2 separate regions of the Homo sapiens genome follow, and region 1 is linked to region 2. A link is a contact called in ENCODE Hi-C or POLR2A ChIA-PET data. All regions are on one chromosome and are shown on one strand. Each heading gives the region's core, a stretch centred on a gene start or an enhancer-like site at or near the end of the contact. The rest is flanking DNA. Distances are from core to core; before and after follow the strand shown. Region 1 overlaps MYO10 (myosin X). Region 2 overlaps RETREG1 (reticulophagy regulator 1).

Region 1 (7,076 bases), core at 90-2,589, 270 kb after region 2:
AAAGTCAAATCTGTGTGAGGCAAGAGCAGGAGGTCAGTGAGGCACACACACCCATTATTAGGTGCAAGATTATTGTAATTAATGGTGCCCTTTCTCAATGATAATTCAAAGTAATACACCCTAGGCCTGGAAGAACTAAGACAGCTTCCAAAGATTTCAAACCAAACACTGCCAAAGAGCTTTAGGCACTGAAAACACGTGGCAGTGTCAGAGACCAGAGTCTTGCAGAGAAGGGGACTGGCATGACAGTGACAAAGGGTGGAATCCCACTTAGGAGCTCTGTGCTTTCTGGAATGCCATCTAAGCCTCTGTAGCCTCGGTCTCCTCACTTGCAAAAGTGAGTTATTAGTTTTGCCATCTTGCAGTGTTGCAAAGATTGAAGCAGTTAACGGATGGAAAGGTGCTCCTGGGGAACACTAATTACAGGGTGAGGCAGGCGATGGTTCAAATCCTGTCTCCCCACTTCCCAGCTGTGTTGCTTGGGCAAGATGTTTCATCTCTCTCTAAGCCTCAGTTTTTTCATCTGGAAAATGGAGATAATTTTTTAATTTATCCCCTAATGCCAGGTGAGAATGAAAGGAGAACATGCATGTAAAAGGCAGAAAGCATGCTACCTGGCATATCATATATATTGATATTAGTTATTATTTAAAAAGTTCTGTAAAATCCATTGCTACTATTAACAAGGTAAAAGTGAAAAGCTTCCCAATAATTTTTTTTTTTTAGACAGAGTTTCGCTCTTTCACCCAGGCTGGAGTGCAGTGGTGCGATCTCGGCTCACTGCAACCTCTGCCTCCCGGGTTCAAGCGATTCTCCTGCTTCAGCCTTCTGAGTAGCTGGGATTATAGGCGCCTGCCATCACGCCTGGCTAATTTTTATATTTTGTAGTAGAGACAGGGTTTCACCATGTTGGCCAGGCTGGTCTTGAACTCCTGACTTCAGGTGATCCACCCGCCTCGGCCTCCCAAAGTGTTAGGATTATAGGCGTGAGCCACCGCGCCCGCCCAGCCTTCAATGATTTTTAAATCTTCCTTGCATGGAAGGTATCATGGGCTATGGAGCTGGTGGGGTTGGTGGCTTCACTGTCACCAGGACAGTCAGGGAAGACTTCTGAGCATCTGCCTCCCCACAAGCGGCAATATTAGAGCTTTCCCTGGTCGCTTCTTGCTTTGCCCCAACCTTTTTCATTTTTGTTCTCGGGTGCTCTTTAATGCTCACTCTCTTAAGTTCTCTAACTGTGCTTTGAGCTCTTTGGAGAGAAGCTTTGGTTCCATTAAAATGTCACAGATGTCAAAGGTGAAAGAGAGTGAAGCAAGTGAACAGCCCCAGCTCCTCGGTTTGCAAGGGGAAACCTGGGGTTGAGACAGGAAGTTCTTTACACCACTCACAAAACTGCTTCACGCTGGCACAGAGGCAGCTGGCGAAACTCCACCTCGCTGGTCTCCAGGCCTGCAATCTTTTCACTACGACAAACTGCCTCTACTTAACATCAATACAGGGCTTTTATTTAAACGTATCGCATTAAACTAAGAAATTGCTTTGACAGCATGCTATGGTGTTTTTTAAACACCCATCATTTTTACAGGTCTGAAAACTCACCTAAAAATAAAATAGCTAACAATGTTGTATATAGTGAACCCTCACATAGAAGAGTTAAAATAAGTTTGAAGATCAAATGTTTCAAATTCTGAGTTTCTAGGCTGATACTACCTTATATGGGCTCCCTTTGTCCCAATTCATTCCTATCTAAGTGACAGGTGGCCATCTAGTATTTACATTTCTAAAAGTATTACAGCTTTTAAACTTTTTTGCTACTTTCCTTCCTTAGATATAAACATGTGTTTTTGTTACAGATTCCCACCAGATCCAACACAGGTGCTGAAAGCTTTCAGGAAAGGGTTTTTTCCCTAAACTCTTTCTCTCTTACAAAGCCTCCTAAAAATAGTACACTTCCGCCGGGCATGGTGGCTCATGCCTGTAATCCCAGCACTTTGGGAGGCCGAGGTGGGCGGATCATGAGGTCAGGAGATGGAGACCATCCTGGCTGACATGGCGAAACCCTGTCTCTACTAAAGATACAAAAAAAAAAAAAAAAATAGCCAGGCGTGGTGGCGGGCACCTGTAGTCCCAGCTACTCGGGAGGCTGAGGCAGGAGAATGGCGTGAACCTGGGAGGTGGAGGTTGCAGTGAGCCGAGATTGCGCCACTGCACTCCAGTCTGGGTGACAGAACGAGACCCTGTCTCCAAAAAAAAAAAACAAACCAAAAAAAAACCAAAAAGGACACTTCCTGGTCTAATACATACAAATAACTTATCACTGCAAGTTTCTGTGTGTTTTCTTTATTGATTTAATGGTGTAAATTTATAATTCATGAACGAATAAATGAATATGTAATAAATTTATAATTATAGCTGAATTAAGGCATTTATTTTACTAACTAGAGACACAGGAGTCCTATAAAACCAAGGCTGAAATCAGCTTAACCACGCAGCTCTAAGCTCCCTGTGAAGACAGCAGACCACACTGCTTAAGATATTAAGGTTCTCAAGCCAACCAGACCAGATCAAAACTGGACTCGATGGCTCACTGGTTACCAGTTGAGAGGTCTTGGGGAAGTCACTTAACAGCTTTAACTGCTTCAAGGCTCGGTTTCCTCATCTGCATAAGAGGATTAATAACAGTATGTTACTTATACCTCTGTGGTTGGTTTATTTCAGTACCTCACTAAATGGCAGTCATTGCTTATATTATTATTATTATTATTAATTTATTTATTTATTTATTTATTTTGAGACAGAGTTTCACTCTTGTCACCCAGGCTGGACTGCAATGGCGCAATCTTGGGTCACTGCAACCTCCACCTCCCAGGTTAAAGCGATTCTCCTGTTTCAGCCTCCCAAGTAGCTGGGATTACAGGTGCCTGCCACCATGCTTGGCTAATTTTTGTATTTTCAGTAGAGATGGGGTTTCACTATGTTGGCCAGGCTGGTCTCAAACTCCTGACCTCACGTGATTTGCCCACCTTGGCATCCCAAAGTGCTGGGATTACAGGCGTGAGCCACCATGCCCGACCTTGCTTGTATTATTGTTATACTTTTGAGTTACTTCATTGATGAAGTATTACCTGGGAAAAACAATACTAAGTTTCTTACATAACAGCAATTTGTTCTATATTTGTGAATTAAAAGCATTTGCACAAATATTCATTTGCTTGCTAAGTACTTCTCGGTGAGAAGACTGACATACCGGCTTTCTCTTAGCAAATTGAGAAGGTCATCTCGAAATGTATCTCTGTTCTTCTCCAAGATACCTCGGACATCATATTGCACCTAGTTTTAATAAATAAGAGAGGAGAAAACTGATTGAAAGAATAGTTTCAGGTCATAAGCAACTTCCCTGAAAGAGCCACAAAAAGAAATCATTCCAAGAAATTTATTTATTTATTTTTTAAGAGACAGGGTCTTGCTCTATTTCCCAGGCTGAAGTGCAGTGACGTGATCATAGCTCATGCAGCCTCAAATTCCTATGCCCAAGCAATCCTCCCACCTCGGCCTCCAGAACAGCTAGGACAACAGATGTGTCACCATGCCAGGCTAACTTTTTAAAAAATATCTTGTAAGATGTTTTTTATATCTATGTTGCCCAGGCTGGTCTCAAACTCCTGTCCTCAAGTGATCCTCCTGCCTCAGCCTCCCAAAGTACTGGGACTGTAGGCTCATGTGAGCCACCATGCCCAGCCCAATAAATTCATGATTGGCTTCTGAAACCACTGTTTTCTCTGAATACCAAACAGGCAAATATCAATAGGTATCTTAATAAAAAGTTACCTCTCCAGCATAGTGCTTCACTCCAAAATTGTTAACTGCAACTCTGGGCTTCACATAAAAGTGGTTATTCTAAAAAAAAAAAAAAAAAAAAAAAAAAAAATACAATGCCTTATTTCACTCACTGATTTCCTTTGACTTCCAGAGAACACTAAATACAAAAGACAGTGAAAATCATTTCCAAACTTGCCATGGATCTGCGTTTCAGGACACGGCATATGGTGCACTTTATAAAAACCATGTTAACTCTCGATTGTGTCATTATAATAGATTAACAATTTTACGTTCTCTAAATAAGCTTGGGCATTCTAACAAGTAGCTCCAAATCTAACCCTTTTGCTTATTTCAATTTAGTTCTAGTAATAGAAGAACAGCTTTGGTTTGAGAATAAATGTTCAATGTGGGAGGCACAGTTGGGCCAGCGGACTGACATGTCTGGTGTGTAATCCCAACCCACAGACGTGCTACTCCAATGTGATGAAGAATTGCAGGTTTTGACATACCGCATGCTGACTGTGTAGCTTCTCCAATAAGGTGCTGTCTGTGGCTTGAGGAAAATGGCTTTCTTCATTGATAAGGGCTAGGAGGCCAAGTTTCTAGAAGAAGAAAAAGAAAAAATGAATTAAAAGTTGAATGTGGCTGGGTGCATGGGTAGCTCATGCCTGTAATTCCAGCACTTTGGGAAGCCAAGATGGGCAGATCATTTGAGGTCAGGAGTTCCAGACCAGCCTGGCCAACAGTGAAACCCTGTTTCTACTAAATATACAAAAAAATTAACTGGGCGTGGTGGCATACACCTGTAATCCCAGCTACTGGGGAGGCTGAGGCAGGAGAATCACTTGAACCTGGGAGACGGAGGTTGCAGTGAGCCAAGTCTGTGTCACTATACTCCAGCCTGGGCGACAGAGTGAGACTCCGTCTCAGGGGAAAAAAAAAAAAAAAAAAAAGTTGAATGTGTGCGTCCCAAACTATTTGAGAGCTCTTCTCTACTCTCTAACAAATGAGTGGTTAAAAGAAAAGGCATGGTAATTTCTCGATTGGAAAATCCATAATGATACACTATAGAGAAAACCAATTAAGTTCTTATATAAATCTTAAAAAAAAATTGAACCCGTTGCAATTTTGGGGATAAAACTTTTACAACTGGCAAATCTATATTGGTACTGGCAAGGCTTTGCTTCTGACTTAAAATCTAAGGGAAGCCAATTCACACACTGTTGATTCTAAAATACTGAGTTCAATGAGACAATAGGTTTGAAGCAGCCAAGTATTTAAATTCAACCTTGCACATTTACATTTATGTTTCCAAATGGTCCATTGTGTTCTAAACATTCACATCGTTGATGTGCGTGTTCGTGCACGTTATTTTGTTCCCATAAATATGAATCAGTCCAGCTGGACCCCCTTGGGACTGTAACCATTCTTCAAAAATACATTACCTTCTCAATCAAGTCCAGGCATTCTCCATTGTCTATCCAGTCAATATCTTCCCACACTAATCCTTCCCTGTAGAAAGATTTTAAACAGCCAAGTTAAATGAAAACATAGCTTCAAAACGAATCTAGTTGCTGCTTTAAAAAAAAAAATTGAAATGGAATTCTATGAGTGCTTACCGGCTATATTCTAGTTGTTCTAAAGAAAAAATATGCTTGTTGAAGTACTCCTGAAGTTTCTCGTTTGCATAGTTTATATTGAACTGTTCAAAGTGATTAACCTAAGGGGGGAAAGCATTCAATAAGTATCTTTAGTGTACTCACGATTATATAGAAAGGTGAAGAAAAGACAAAGAAAAGATCTGCAGAGAAAAATATCAATGCCTGTTGTCTGGCACAGTGGCTCACACCTGTTATCCCAGCACTTTGGGAGGCCGAGGTGGGCAGATCACCTGAGGTCGGGAGTCCAAGACCAGCCTGACCAGCATGGTGCAACCCCGTCTCTATTGAAAATACAAGAAAAATTAGCCGGCTGTGGTGGCAGGCACCTGTAATCTCAGCTTCTTGGGAGGCTGAGGTGGGAGAATCACTTGAACCAGGATGTGGAAGTTGCAGTGAGCTGTGATCACGCCACTGCACTCCAGCCTGGGATACAGAGTGAGACTCCTTCTCAAAAAAAAAAAGAAAAAAAAAGAGTTTGCTCACAGAGATTTGTTCAATAGCAGCTAATCATGGACAGAAGAGAATTCACGTGCTGCACTGTTAGGAAACCTACCTCAAAGTTTTCAAATCCAAAGATGTCGAGGATGCCAATAGACTTGAAGTCCTCATTGCCTTTGATCCTGCTGTTGATCTTCTTGATTACCCACTCAAAGCAGCACGCATACAGAGCCATGGCCAGGGAGTCCCTGCTGTCTACTGCCTGTGGGAGAGAAACCAGCACAGACTCAGCTGACCCCGGGCACCCCAGACAGGCAAGGCCATCCATTCCCCACTTGAGAGACACACACAAGACTAGCATAGCATCTGGCCCTCCAGTGTGAAGTCAATCGATCTCATCTAGGAAAGGACAGATATCTAAAGAAAAGATAAACTGGAATTCACATATTTCTCTTCTGTTAAGATTAAATACCAGGATTCCAAACTCAACTTGCTATGCTGTTATACAAAAGAATCTAAACCATATATACAGGTACAAATGTTACCAGGTTTTTTTTGTTTTTTGTTTTTTTGAGACGGAGTCTAGCTCTGTCACCCAGGCTGGAGTGCAATGGCGTGATCTCGGCTCACAGCAACCTCCACCTCCCAGGTTCAAGCGATTCTCCTGCTTCAGCCCCCTGAGTAGCTGGGATTACAGGCATGTGCCACCACACCTGGTTAATTTTTCTATTTTTAGTAGAGATGGGGTTTCTCCATGTTGGTCAGGCTGGTCTCAAACTCCTGACCTCAGGTGATCTGCCCGCCTCAGCCTCTCAAAGTGCTGGGATTACAGGTGTGAGCCACCGCACCTGGCACCAGGTTTAAAACAATAATTAAGATGTGAGCTCTTTTTAAAATTTTTCTGATTTTCTATTATACTTTGTATTTACAAAGTTTTTCTTCATAATATGGTCAGCATTTTCATTTATCCAATTAAAAACATATTAGAGGAGTGTGATGGTTAATACTGAGTGTCAACTTGATTGAAGGATACAAAGTATTAATCCTGGGTGTGTCTGTGTGGGTGACATCTGAGTCAGTGGGCTAGGGAAGGCACATCCATCCTTAATCTGGTGGGCACAAGCTCCTAGTGAAAATAAAGCAGGCAGAAAAATGCGA
Region 2 (7,518 bases), core at 3,676-6,175:
AAGGAGCTTGAAAGCAACACTGGAATAGACAAGGTCTATTGATGGTTCTGCACCTCACCCAAGCTATCAAGACAGTTGATCAGAATTAAAGCTGCCTTTATGCATAAAATAATACAAGTATGTGCAGCACTCCATGTAATCCCTTCCCAACCATGTAAGACACTTCCCCCTCATGGGTTTTATCTTAATTGGAAAAATACTCATTTTGTTTATATAATCACTATGAATGTTTTTGCCAAAAGTTTTCTTTCTTAAATAAGTAAATCATACAAGAATCTCCACTTTTTAGCTTGAAAATAAGATTCAGTTATCTCCAAAAGCACAGTCAAAGAACTATGTATTCATTTCATCTCCCTTTGACTTCAGCACCAGGCTAAATACGATAACTGAAATTCTTAAGACTGTTTTCTCCCTAGTCTTGCTGATAAGACCAATCACCATTCATTTTAGCTAATGAGCTAGATAAATATATATAAAATGTAAAACCAATCCAATTTCACAATGTGAGGCTGAGGATTATCTAGTGTTCGCACACTCACACATCTGAACCTTGCTGATACCAGCTTTTATGGCATATGTTCTTAGTATATTATATTTAAAATTGGAGAAATCTGACAAGCTGATAAAATAGGTTAGTTCATTTGTTTCCAAGTAACTGAACATTTTAAAACATACTCCTTTACTGGAAAACTTGCCTTGCCAGGGCTCTGCTGTTTAAAAAGAGACATTTCTTGAAGAAATATGCTGAAATTCATCCATGATTCTGCAATACAGTGGCTGAGCCTGGGTCTTTCATCTGGTTTGGAATTGATAACTTCCCAGCTAAAGAGACAAAAAGAAAAAAAATACTACTGAACTTTGGATGATTCATTCAACATTTATGGCTTTGGCAAATATTTATTGAGCATCTACTGTTGGCCACACCCTCTGGAAAAGCCCTGTGAATTCAGAAGGGAACTATCCAGACACCTGCTTCAGGAAACTCACATGTCAAAAGAAACAATTAGCTGTCTAATTAATTGTCTGTTTACAATCAGGGAAACACTCAGGGAGAACAGGGTGAGGCTTAGGGACATCTTTAATGAAGAGTCATTTTAAAACTCAGATATGGGATGGATCAGCAGGTTAATCATAGGGTTCCAGGTAGAACAACATGCAATATATGCAGAAGCCCTGGAGTGGGAAGGAGCTTAAATGTGCTATCCTATTGAGTCTCAATGTGACTCCAGCAAAGTCAACCAGAAGAAAAACATGTGAAGCTGGAGGGGTAGGAGGAGACTAGGTCATGGAAGACTTGTTAGAAACGTCTTAAACCTTAAGGATTGGGAAACCACAGTACTTTTAGAGAAACCTTGGAATTAAGCATACAATATTAAGAATAAATACCAACAATGTATTTTCAATATATACCATGGTTGGAAAACTCTATAGAAAATTGTTAAAAAGATCTTACAATATCCTCTATTTTTCCAGAGTACATTTTCCTAATCATCATCTAGAATGTGTTGAGTGTGATGCATGGGCCGGCAACCAGCTTTCTCCCTGCCCTCATTTTCCACAGGAACCTCAGTGAGCTAAAAACTAGAAACAATCACTCCAGGAAGAAGACACATGTAAATACATGTCATTCCCTAACATTACAATGACATAAAGCTTAATTCCTGCTCTTGCAATCCTAACTCATAAAAACATACCAGTTCAAACAAGCCCTGTTAAGAATCCTCAAATTCATTCATTTAAGAGATTATTGAGAGATATGTGTCTACCATGTTGAAGGCACTGCCACAGAGCTATGGATATGGCAATAACAAAAGCAGCAAAGTTTCTAGAAGAAGACTAGAATTGTTAGTGAACTATCATCTGAGCTGTGGTAGGGTACCAGGGTGAGGCTGATCTCTGGATTCAATTCCAGTAGCCCTAAGACAAATCAAAACTACCTTTGCCCTTAGATGCTCAACTATACAGAAGTTTATGTACATACAGATTCTGTGACTTTTAATATATTTTGAATAGTAAGGCAATTTGTAAATTACAATTCCTTTTTATAAAAATAATTTTAATCCAAGTTTAAATGAGTGCAATAGCATATTTTAAAAGGGGGGAAGTATACCATTTTCCTTCCTCTTTGTTCTTTCAGCCTCAACTAATGCTCTGGAGAGTCACTGAGCTACCAGTTGTCCAGGCTGATGTTATTCCTGCAGGTAGATTTCCTGTCTGTCAGAAGAAATGAACTTTTGGGGATGGTTTATGCATCCATTAACTCTACCCACTCTTGAATCACTGAGCAAATCTGTTTTCAGCAGGACCATATCTGGCACCAGGTTTGCATACCCCATGATTCCACATCTATTAAAATACTAAGTGCATAGCTAAGAAGCAGATATCTGTGGCAAAATCTTGCCACAGATATCTGCTTAGTGGGAAAAGATTTTGCACCAGAGAGCAAAAGCTATATGGCAAAGGAAATATAAGGTTATTAAAATGCAGTCTGTTTTCTCAGAATAATATAGATTTGCTGCAAATTGGCACAGACAGGCTAAGCTACTGTTCAGTTTAATGGGACCATGAAGATGACAGAAAACATTTTAATTTCTGCTCTCTATGCATATTGAATAATTATTTAAGGATGCATTTGAACTGTTTGCCCAATATAATTCTAACAAAAATCAATGAAAAGCTATAATGGAAGGATTTGTTATTTTCTTTTAAACATTAAGATGGAATAAATGAACAGTTCATAACTCCTGGCCTCAAACAATCCTCCCACCTTGGCCTTCCAAAGTGCTGGGATTACAGGCATGAACCACTGCGCGAGGACAAAAAAATATTTTTTTGAATGAATAGTACTTTGTACAGATGCTGGAACTTTGTTCTAATATCATCTTTAGGATTCATGTCTTGGAAATGACACCATATCCATATTTGTTTACATATTTTTTATTACTGCTTAAGTAAATGTCCCCAAATTGTAAAAGAGCCTAGTATAATACTAAATTGTCACTATAGAGATAATGTTAGAACAAAGACTTCATATAACTTAAAGTGTTTTATAGAGATTACTATGAAATAACTAAAAACTCTCTTTAGCATTTAAGGAAGGGTCTTATCTATTTTCCACAGGGGACTTCAAGTGGACACCATCTATCCACTAATTTATTCATTTATTCAATAAAAAGTTATTAAGTTCCCCCTTTGTGTCTTGCATCACACTAAATGTGGAAAATACTGTTATCAAAAACTTGAATGCTGGTAGCACTATTCCTCTGTGTCTATAGATAAACACTATTTGCTGGAAAGAAAGAAAAAAATATGCAATCTTTGACTATCTTCCATAGTCATAAGAAAACACTCTTAATTATATTACATTTTTCCCTTTTAAAAAGCTTCATATAATAGTTTTTTGGGACAATAAATTTCATCATTACTTACATTTTTATTAACACAATAAATTATAATTGATATTTGAATTGTTATAATCACAAACAGAAATGAGAAATTCATTGTGTACAACCTGAAAATAATATCTAACCAAATGGGTTTGTAAAGAGTAATAAGTGTTTGAGATTAAAAATAAATGTTCAGATTGGGCTGAATAAAATTTAATCGAAATATATATGATTTAAAAAGAAAATGTAAGTTCCAGGGTGAAAAAAAGATGTCACTCCACATCTTTTCTTCTGGACCAAAAACAGGTGCTCCCTGGGAGTTTAACAATAGTTTTAAATTGCCCAGTGATTAATTCTGAGTACCATAGGAACTCACATTTCTATAGTCTTCCAGTGAGTTTACCATTAATTTATGTCACCACAGTTCAATTTAGGTTATACAGAATTAGATAATTTGTCATGAGACGGGACATTTGATGTCAACTTTTCAAATTCCCTTATTTTATAGGTGAGGAACGTGAAATCCAACTTTTTGCAGCTAGTATGAGGCAGAGCCAAGACCCAAGGCCAGGACTCTGGGTTTCCAATACAGTTCTGATCCTTTAAAATGTGTGCCCTCTTCAAAGGGTGAATACATTCAATGATATTCTTTGAAGAGACCACATGGCAATTCAGAATGAGAAGGAGCATTTCATGTTCCTCACTCCTTCCTAGAACCAGAAGAGATGAGGTGTGATTGACCAATACCAACGTGCCATCATGCAGGACCAACCCTTTCCAGGAAAACAGAGCACTTCATGTGCAGAATCCAAATACTCAGCAGAAACCAAGATCTACGCTTAGTGGTTGGTTGATGTTTAACACAGGTGTCATCTGCACACACACACATACACACGCTGAGTTGCTACGTAATGAAACTCTAGGTTTTCCCAGAGAGCCTTATTTGGAAAACACATAACTAGAAAAAAGATCTCCTGTGAATGCTGGGCAAGGCTTGGGGAACAGATCTTTTCCATGGTGTGTAGCTGTCTTCCCACCATCCTTGGCACTGATCACCATGCAACATAAGGCCCAACTAACATAAAAGGAAATGAAAATACCTAAGGCTTCAAAACATTTTGAGTTTGTACTAAGTTCCTAAACAAACAATACAAGTCTTCTGTGACTGACGCTCAACTAAGGGAGAAAATTCATTACCAGTAGCTTTATTAATATTTCCTCCTTAGTTTCAGAGAGACCATGCACTTTCCAAGTTCAAAAGGAAATAGGTTCTTTGGTTCATCTTTCTATCCATCTCCCCTCCCTCTCGCCAGCCTTCCAGCTTTCTCTCACACTCTTGCCTTCACTAAGGAGTGAACTCACCACACACTCCAGCCACAAGATAAAGACCATTTAAGAGTCACCCCCGATGACCATCATCCCCAACTTTCCATCCTCGTAGCCAGTCCAGTTCAAGTAGTTCCCAGGGAGAAGTCACTACAAGCCCCAGCCTCTACATGGCCATGCCATCTATCAAATGGGCTTTGCTCAAGGATCTGTAACTGTAAATGACTCCCAAAAAAGCCCCAGCAGATGCCATCTGGTTAAGTTTTCCTTCTTACGGAAAAACTAGTCAGGTGTTTTGATGAAGGCCATTCTCCAATCAAGCAATTCTTTATCAAAGAAGCCTAAGCCAGGGCAAAGTCCTTTTTCAGCAGCTGAAGAATTTCTGGTTTTACCTGCCAGTGAAACTCTAAGGGAATAAAACATGGAAAGATGGCTCCTTAGATAAGCAAACTCACTTTGTCCACAGAAAGGAGCTTTGGCTTCTCAGTAGAATTTCAAACCAACATCCCTTCTTTCTTCCTCCCTGTCCCTATTAGAATACAATTTACCATATACATTGGGAGGTCTGGCCAAATAAGCCCTTCATGCAGTTCCTGCAGCTGTAGTTGTGAGACACCCAGGGCACTGTTTAAGCAGCAGCTGTGTGGGCCTTACTGAAGAGATGGAGATGGAGCAGGCCTGGGTGAGGCTCAGAAATCTGCATTTTAACAGGTGTCCTAGATGATGCTGAGGCAGGTGTGTCTTACCTTAAGAGTCACTGTGAGAAATACCCTTGATAAAGTAACACTGAATTCCTGTCCTACAAATAAAGAGGAGGGAGACTTCTGCTTCTGGGCAAGACGGTGTGAGAGGGAGCTGATATACCCAACCCACCTGAAACAAAGAAAATCTATGCAACAACGATTTTCAAAACTCTGGGCATTAGGCAAGGAAGGACAGTGACTCCTAAGGGATGAGAAACCAATAAGGGAGTTATGTGATCACCCAGCTCGCTGCCTTGAGTGTTTCCTGGCCTGGGAGCAGGGGCAGCAACCCAGGTACCACCTGGCAACTCCCTGAGTTGAGGAGACATTGCTGAGGGTCCAAAAAGGAGATCCAAGGGGCCAGAGTTTGCAGGACCCAGTGCCAGAGAGTAGAGCACAGTACAGAGGGAGATAAAGGGAGAGGTCTGATGTGGGGGATTCCTGGAGTCTTCAGCTGAGGCTTTGCTGGCACAGGCGTGTGAGGAGCCCGGAGGCCAGGAAAGAGCCATCAGAAAGGACTAGAAGGAACAGTGTCTTTGGCCAAGAATGACACCTAGTCCCACCAACTAGACCGAAAAACTTCAAAATTCACAGACATGGGTAGAATACTCAGAAGGGTCTTGCCTCAGTAGCAGAGAATAATCAGTCCTAAACTAAATGCGGCTCTGGTCCTAACAAGTCTTAAAAGCAGACCTTAGGCCGGGCGTGGTGGCTCACGCCTATAATCCCAGCACTTTGGGAGGCCGAGGTGGGCAGATCATGAGATCAGGAGATCGAGACCATCTTGCCCAACACGGTGAAACCCCATCGCTACTAAAAGTACAAAAATTAGCCAGGCCTGGTGGCATGCGCCTGTAGTCCCAGCTACTCAGGAGGCTGAGGCAGGAGAATCACTTGAACCCAGGAGGCAGGGGCTGCAATGAGCCGAGATAGCGCCACTGCACTCCAGCCTGGGCAACAGAGCGAGATTCTGTCTCAAAAAAAAAAAAAAAAAAAAAAAAAAAAAAAAAGCAGACCTTAAAAGGATCAAACTGATTTTAAGTGATTCAACCGCCAACTGTAGGATACAAAGTGGTGAGTTTTGTTATGAACAAAATAACTCAGTCAAACTGGGATGTGAAGCAGTTCACTTATTTTACTTTTATGTGTATCTTTTAAATTATCATGTACCTTTGTTCCCTTAAAAAATATAGTTATCAAAACAATGTTTAAATATTATAAGATTTGTCTTTGTGTAGTTTAATGCCTGCATAATGGAATTTCTAATGCACTTGGCTGGCAGTTTCAGAATGCAGCACACAGTATTCTCCATTAGGGGGTTCTGTAAGACTAAGAAATAGGACACTCTTGTGCTCTTTAAAAATAGATTGTAATTCTGTAAGACAGAACATGTGCTAGCAGCCTGTTTCATCCCTTTCACCAATAGTATCTTTGAGCACTAGAAAAAATAATGCTGCAACAAAATGAATCTTGGCATAGAAGAAATACTATCTCATTATCATTTAACTTCTGTTCGTTTTAATAAATATGCAGTGAATGTACATTAACTGTCACCATTCCTGGCTCTGGGACTGAGGGTTGACTAAGGCACAGCCTGTAACCAATAAGTTAAAGTGTACATGTGACCCAAGAATGATGCAAAGCCTACACACACTGGTGATACATGAAACTCACCTTTAAAAAATGGCATTTAATTGTATCTAGGGCTATTGGAGATACATGAATTTGAAAACTATGTTGGGGATTGGATATATGAGGAGAGCTTGTTAAATGTAAGATCTTTTCACTATTGTACATTTTACAGGACAATGTTTTAGCATATACTAATGAACTTAAAAGTGTTTTTACAACTCAGTTATTTTTGAAAGCAAAAAATTATATTTTTAATATATCAAAGCTAAAATATTTTCACATATTTCTTGAGCTTTAGATTTGAGGAGATAATTACCAACCAGAGATAGGAAACCTGGAGTAGATGGAAAAAGAGAGGGAGGGAGAAAGTATATGGGAGGCAGGGAGAGAATATGAATGAATCCTGATAGTCAGGTTTGAGTTCTTGGGTC

The links. A loop is a pair of places that touch in the nucleus more often than their neighbours do. ChIA-PET counts read pairs that join two places held with the same protein, here RNA polymerase II (POLR2A). Pooled maps may share reads with other maps.
Region 1: a loop to region 2 is called in a map of chondrocyte, with 2.6 times the contacts of the local background. The contact joins two enhancer-like sites. A Hi-C loop is called at or near these places in 2 of 168 maps with a recorded cell type or tissue (chondrocyte and kidney) and 2 of 50 pooled maps. POLR2A ChIA-PET finds 5 or more read pairs at or near these places in 2 of 52 experiments (A673 and H1).

Annotation. Positions count from the first base shown.
Region 1 is chr5:16,758,217-16,765,292 of GRCh38, forward strand. It overlaps MYO10 (myosin X), which reads right to left. Exons shown (of 41, transcript NM_012334.3): 12 at 6,034-6,180; 13 at 5,439-5,539; 14 at 5,265-5,331; 15 at 4,329-4,421; 16 at 3,829-3,897; 17 at 3,248-3,330; 18 at 1-10. Among named protein-coding and RNA genes, the nearest start is that of RETREG1, 140 kb to the left of the region's middle. Within about 2 kb of position 1,340, at least 2 of the 41 ENCODE cell types and tissues checked have a DNase peak (open chromatin) inside an H3K27ac peak, as active enhancers do.
Region 2 is chr5:16,482,651-16,490,168 of GRCh38, forward strand. It overlaps RETREG1 (reticulophagy regulator 1), which reads right to left. Exons shown (of 9, transcript NM_001034850.3): 4 at 696-822. Among named protein-coding and RNA genes, the nearest start is that of ZNF622, 21 kb to the left of the region's middle. Within about 2 kb of position 4,926, at least 3 of the 41 ENCODE cell types and tissues checked have a DNase peak (open chromatin) inside an H3K27ac peak, as active enhancers do.